2 separate regions of the Mus musculus genome follow, and region 2 is linked to region 1. A link is a loop called in an ENCODE intact Hi-C map of the cell type or tissue named here. Cell type or tissue: gastrocnemius. All regions are shown on one strand. Links, peaks and the distances in the headings refer to the core of each region. The heading gives the core; the rest is flanking DNA.

Region 1 (2,912 bases), core at 214-2,713:
CACACACACACACACACACACACACACACACACATACACCCCTTGCAAATTTATCCTTAGTTTACTGGGAAAGGCATTGCCTATGTAAATCTATGAGTGTTAGGAACCACTAGAGATTGCTGGAGAAATAGCTTAGAGGCTCAGCTAAGAAAGAAGACAAACTACGACAAGGGCAGAGAAGGGAGTGAAGGTCAAAGTAGAGACACGGTTGCCCCGTGACACACTGCACTGTTCCACTCTCCAATGTCACATGCAGTTCCTGTTAGTGACCTGTCCCCTCTTCTGGGATGTGAATTCCTTAAATGGAGTGGCTCTGCCTTGTTGCAGAGTCCTGGGACTAATTAGAGGTGGGTCAGGGATGTTGGCCTACTGACGGGGTGCTGAGGAAGCAAAGTGCTAAGGACCCAAAGTGATGCTTATCAGACCCACGACACATTCTCTGTTATCTAAGGGTGCCCGCTATGCTGCCTGGTGTGGGGAATTCCACCCATCCAGCAAGCTCACCCTAAGCATCAGTGTACAAGACAATAACATGTGATTCAGTAGGGACTAAGAGTGTGGCAAAGTGCTTGGGGATTTGTAAACAAAATCTCAGCATCTCTTACAAGTCCCATGGAGCTCCATCTGGGAGAGGGGAGGGGGAGCCAGCCTTCTGCTGCTGCCTGGTCCCCTGGCTTTCATTTTCCCAGGCCCTTGTTCTTCCAAGTTGCTACTTGGAATTGACTCAAAATACATAGCGTTACCAGCAATGTTCAAGTAGCCCATGACAACTACCCCTCCTCTGCAGAGAGGCTAGCGTAAGGGTTCACTGGGAAAGGGACGCCCTGGCCTAGGGTGGAGCAATCTATGTGATTGGTGGTGGTGGTAGTAGGGGTGCCATGTTTTTCTTTAGTTTGGTTTGGGTGTTTGTTTGCTGTTTTGGGGGTTGGGGAATGGTTGACTGCCTTGGTTTGTGGCAAGACACTTGAAGCCCAATACACAGCCACGCCCCCATTCTGGGTGGAGACAAAGCAAAGCTTTGAAGTGAGGTCAGTGTAGTGAGACAGCCAGAAGGGTAGGAAAGGCAAAAGCCAGGCCTGTGGCAGCATCTGCTGTCACTGGGGCCCCTGAGGAAGCACCCAGGAACAGGGACTGGGTGCTCTCATTATCACACCCAGCATGACACCCCAGAACCCCATTCCACATCTAAGTGCAATTGAAGAACTGGATGGCACTGAAGTGGGGTGGATCGGGTTCTGGGAACTGAATGTTGACAATGGACAACCCCCACCCCACCCCCTGCAATGTTACTGTCAAGTTCTCCAGAATGGAGAGAGAGAGGCAGGCGTGCGGTTGCCTTGGAGAATAATGGGCCATCTGAACTGCCTTTGGAAATCTCCTGGTGTAGAGTTCCTCTGCACAGCTTCTTTGTTCCTTTCTCAACATTTGATCCTCTGAGTGCCCATCCAATGAGGAGTTTAAAATCCAGAATACAAGTGCCGAGTGTTCTGGGCCTTGAATTCACAGTGCTGGTCCGTCCTGCCAGTAATTGTTTCCTTCGAGCATCTTTGGCTAAAACAACCAGGCCCCAGCGAGGTCTCTTTACCCCTTGTGCCCAGAAAGCAATGGTCAGGGCTTGACTAAGGCAGGAGTGAGGCCCCAGATAGGGAAAAGGAAATGAAGAGAGTTGATTGGCTGTCAGAGACTGGGTGGAGGCGTGGTGAGGGTCAGCGGTGCAGACCCCTACTGGAAAGGCGGGGAGGCTCCTTCTGCGTGGCTCAGGAGCCCGAGGCCTGCAGTCCTCCTTTCATCCCTAACCTTCCAACTGCCTTCCTGGCCACTGTTTTTGTCTGGGAAATATGCTAACCAAGTTTTTAAAGCGCACTCTCTAATGTCCTGGCCTGAGAATTCATAAAAGATAGTAGACAAGACACCTGGTACTACCAGGGCAGGCCAAGTGGGCAGCTCTGGGAACACGCATGGGCGACCAAGGAAGAGACCATGAGCCCATCTCCAAAGCTTCAGCTCCCAGCTCACCTCCTAGGCTCCTGATCTCAGAACTTCCCCAGCAGAAAACAATATTCTGGATGGGTTTATCACCCAAGCTATTCCTGTGGGATTTGAAGGAAGGGGATGTGGGATGCTGGCTACAGGAGCGACATAATTCCTGAGACAAAGCAAAGGGAGAAGGGAGTTGTCACTGCCGGCAGGGAAGAATTCAGGAGGTCTCCTAAGAGGAGGTGCACCCGTGCTTTCTTCTGGGTCAGCCTCTCTCCAGGAGAAGTAAGACAGAAAAGCAACAGAAAAAGAATCACAAGCCTCTCCCTTGCCATTTGCTTGTTCAAGAGCATCTTAGATGTCAGCATGAACAACTCGGTCTGAGGGAACCACGCGGTCCAGCTTCTCTTGTTCACAGATTCTGAGCCCCATAGTAAGCAGATCCTTAGCCCATGCAGGGCCACTGCTGCATGCCCGCTGAAGTGAAGCATACAAACACTGTAGTTCACCAAACAGCCCTTTCATGACTGGATACCACTCCCTTCTAAGTCCTTTGTCCTCTCCAAAGACACAAATGGCCTGCTGCTTTTAATGCCTGGTGCACCATTCATATTTAGCTTGTCCAAGGGCAACTGGTTTTCTTTGCTTCCCTGTTCACCCTGTTCCATGTGCTGAAAACACAGTAAGTCCACCACAGAATCTCTTTTCTCAAAGTCACTTTCATGAAAGAAGTGCTGTGCCCATTTTACAGATGGGGAAAACAAGGTTTAAATATCAAGGAGAAACATAGGATTTAATTACAGATATAAATAATTTTTCTCCTTCTATGATCTACTATGATTCTAATAAGATTAACCAAAAAAAGGACAGTCCTTTAATTTGAGTTCCTTAGCGTAGACGTAAATACACCAAGACAATTTTCTGGGAGTAGAGAG
Region 2 (2,912 bases), core at 102-2,601, 54 kb after region 1:
ATTTGATATGAACAGTAGAAAACTACCATTGTAATTTTCCAAGTTTTCAACTTTCCCAAAAATACTCAACATGGCCATTGTAATTCTCCGGTGACCATGTATTCATGTGTCTCACGTTTTAACTTCATAGCACATAAAGACTCAGAGTCAAAAAAGCTTATTTTATTCAGTCAACTCTTTGCAACCAATCATGATTACAATGCTGATTTTGAACACTGTGGCTTCTATACAGCACATACTTAACACTCATCCACTGGAAGCTAACATTAGGGACAGCTTACATTCTTACAGTTTACAAAGTACTCGGGAACTGAGAAGACAGCTCTGTTGGTAAAGTGCTTGCCTTGCAAGCAGGAAGATTGAAGTTTGCTCTGCACAACCTACGTCAAAAAAGAATATGAAAGCTGGTATTCATAATCACAGATCTGGGGAGGCAGAGAGAGGTAGATTCCTGGTGCTCACAGCACAGTCAGATGCAGCTACTGAATAAGTCCTAGTCCAGTGAGTGATCCTGTCAGCAGCAGTGGTGGTGGCACCCAAGGAGAAGGAAAAAGAGGAAGGAGGAGGAGGAGGAAGGAGAGGAAGAGGAGGGAGAGGGAGGAGGAGGAGGAAGATTTGATGCCTAAGTTGTCCTCTGCCCTTGGCATACATGGGTACGTGCACACATGTACACATGCACACACGCACACATGCACACATGTACACATGCACACACACATATAGAACTTATACTTGTTCCAAACACTTTGTGTCACTCATTCAGCAAACTACTTGCTAAATCAGCTATGCAAGACAATGGCCTGCACTGCAGCTAATGCTCAATGTAGAGCAGAAGCCCAGCTGCATCCCTTGACTTGAGGAAGCTTTCAAGCTGGTGGAAGGTCTTTATACAACAGCTTGTCTCAGTGCTAACAAAGTCTATAAAGGGAAAGTGAATTGTGCAGTAAGGTGAACTGTTCAGCCCTAGAAGCAGCACATTGGTTTGCTCTGGGAACCAGTAATGAGTTCCTATTCCTGTGTTACTCCCAACAGATTGCTAGTGCCTGTAGGAGCACAGTATAGGAATGACCCTGGTGTCATGTCAGAGACCAGAGGGAAATAATGTCTTGATTAGTGATGTCTAGCATGGGTACAAAAGAGGGAGATGGCAATGTGGGTGCTGTGTGCTCACTTGATGAACCTCGAGTCTGTTTGGAGGCTGTGGGCCTTTGACAGGAAGATGAAGCATGGCTCTGAACCATGCCCATTGAGTGGTAGAGTCTTCACATTCTTCTGCTTTGTGTCCCACATATAATGTTCCCAATGAGGTAACAGTTGGTCTAGTTTCATAGTAGCAGAGCCAAGAAAGCTATAAATCAAGACATTTTTCAAGTGTGTGAGTGGAGGCAACAGGCAGGCAAGTAGCAAGTGGGACTTCCCTATGGATGCTATGGGATGTTGTCTGATGACGCTGCTTAGCCCTTGGGCTGGTGGAATCCAGGAGTATGTTTGTACACTCTGAAAGGTTTACTTAGTAGTCAAAAGGTTTTAGGTCACAAACACAGGTGAGCAATAGTGGCTATTTAGGGGCTTAATAACCCAAAACAATTTGCCCCCCTATCCTGCAATATTACAGTTGTGTATGTTCACAGTTCTGATCACTCACCCTTGGGACTATTAAACAGACGTGGCTCTTTTCTGGACACTTAACAGCTCACAGACACCATAGGCCTCTGTGCATCTGGGGAGCTGCAGGGTCACATGAGGGATAGGCAGATGGCGCTCTATTGAAAGAGGAGCCTTCCTAATCCTCAAGTCCCCTTTCTGAGTGTGCTTTCTTGGACTTTCTCTGGAGAACTGCTCATTCCTGGTTGGAGCCAGCGGAGTCTAGAGTGAAATGCCCACTCATTTGCAAATTGGCAAGCAGTCTCCCACAAAGTGGAAGAAGGCTTGCTTCAGAGCTTACAGGGAACAACGGGGTTCATTTAACAAATCTAACATTTAGTGAACTCAAAACAGTGTGCTGTGAAAATATTAATAAGTTAATAAAGCAGCTTTTCAACTCCAATGCATGCTCATTAGTCTTGGCTCTCTTACCTGAGCAGGGTCCGACTGCAACCTCTTGCCACTGGACCCCTGCGTTTGATTTCTCAGCTACAAAGGAAAATGTTGATTGCCCTTTGCAAAGGGCATCTCTTTTGGACGTGGGCTGGCTCTCCCAAATCATTCCTGATGTTCAAACAGAAAAGGGACCCTTTGTTGCCTATCAACTCATAAAACAAAGATACAGGAGCGACGAGCTCATCTTTTGGATGAGTCTTCCATAAAACTCTCTTTGATGGACTTTAAAAAAAAAATCCTAGGACTGATAAAACCTTTTAACCCAGTTTCCCCGTGTTTGAAGAATCTGCAATGGTCTGAGCCAGAGATCTGCGTTTGAATTCCATCTGCAGGGGTGTCCCTCTTACTCCAAGGGCAACTAGGGCAGAGTATTAAAAAGCAGAGAGAGGACTGAGTGGGGCATCAGAGGGAAGGTAATTACCACAGAAAATAGATGCCTCCCGCCTTTTAACCAACGCCAGTATCAAATACTGTTTGGCCTGAGCACATTTGGTCCCTTTCTGTCTCTTATGCAAATCAAACATCTAGAGACCAGCCTGCCACAAAAGTGGAATCCACTGTCCTACCTCACTCACTCCCCTCACGCTTGAAAGCAGTATCATGTACCTGATTGTTAGCTGATTCTCCACTCCAAGAAATCGTAGGAGAGATCTCTTCTTCTGTCCCCAAATGTTATCCTGATGAGACCTTTCTACAAATCAAAAGCACCTGCCCTTTTGTTAGGGTGGGCTTCCAAAGAGAAGGCTGTTACCATAGAAACACTCGGGGTTCATCTGGGAACATTGGGGACATGCTGTCCCAGCCTGTGGATA

The links. Peaks named below come from ENCODE experiments on the same cell type or tissue, not always from the same donor. Only the 100,000 strongest peaks of a DNase experiment are listed, where the experiment ranks them.
Region 2: it touches region 1 in a loop (4-fold over the local background); 8 of 42 quality-filtered maps call a loop at or near these places.

What each region holds. Positions count from the first base shown.
Region 1 is chr19:55,121,776-55,124,687 of GRCm38, forward strand. It overlaps a transcript of Gpam not described here. Among named protein-coding and RNA genes, the nearest start is that of Gm31418, 4.0 kb to the right of the region's middle. In gastrocnemius, for the core only: no CTCF peak of the experiment used is centred there; DNase peaks (open chromatin) are centred at 700, 975, 1,323 and 1,674.
Region 2 is chr19:55,175,474-55,178,385 of GRCm38, forward strand. No RefSeq gene overlaps it. Among named protein-coding and RNA genes, the nearest start is that of Tectb, 3.8 kb to the right of the region's middle. In gastrocnemius, for the core only: no CTCF peak of the experiment used is centred there; no DNase peak of the experiment used is centred there.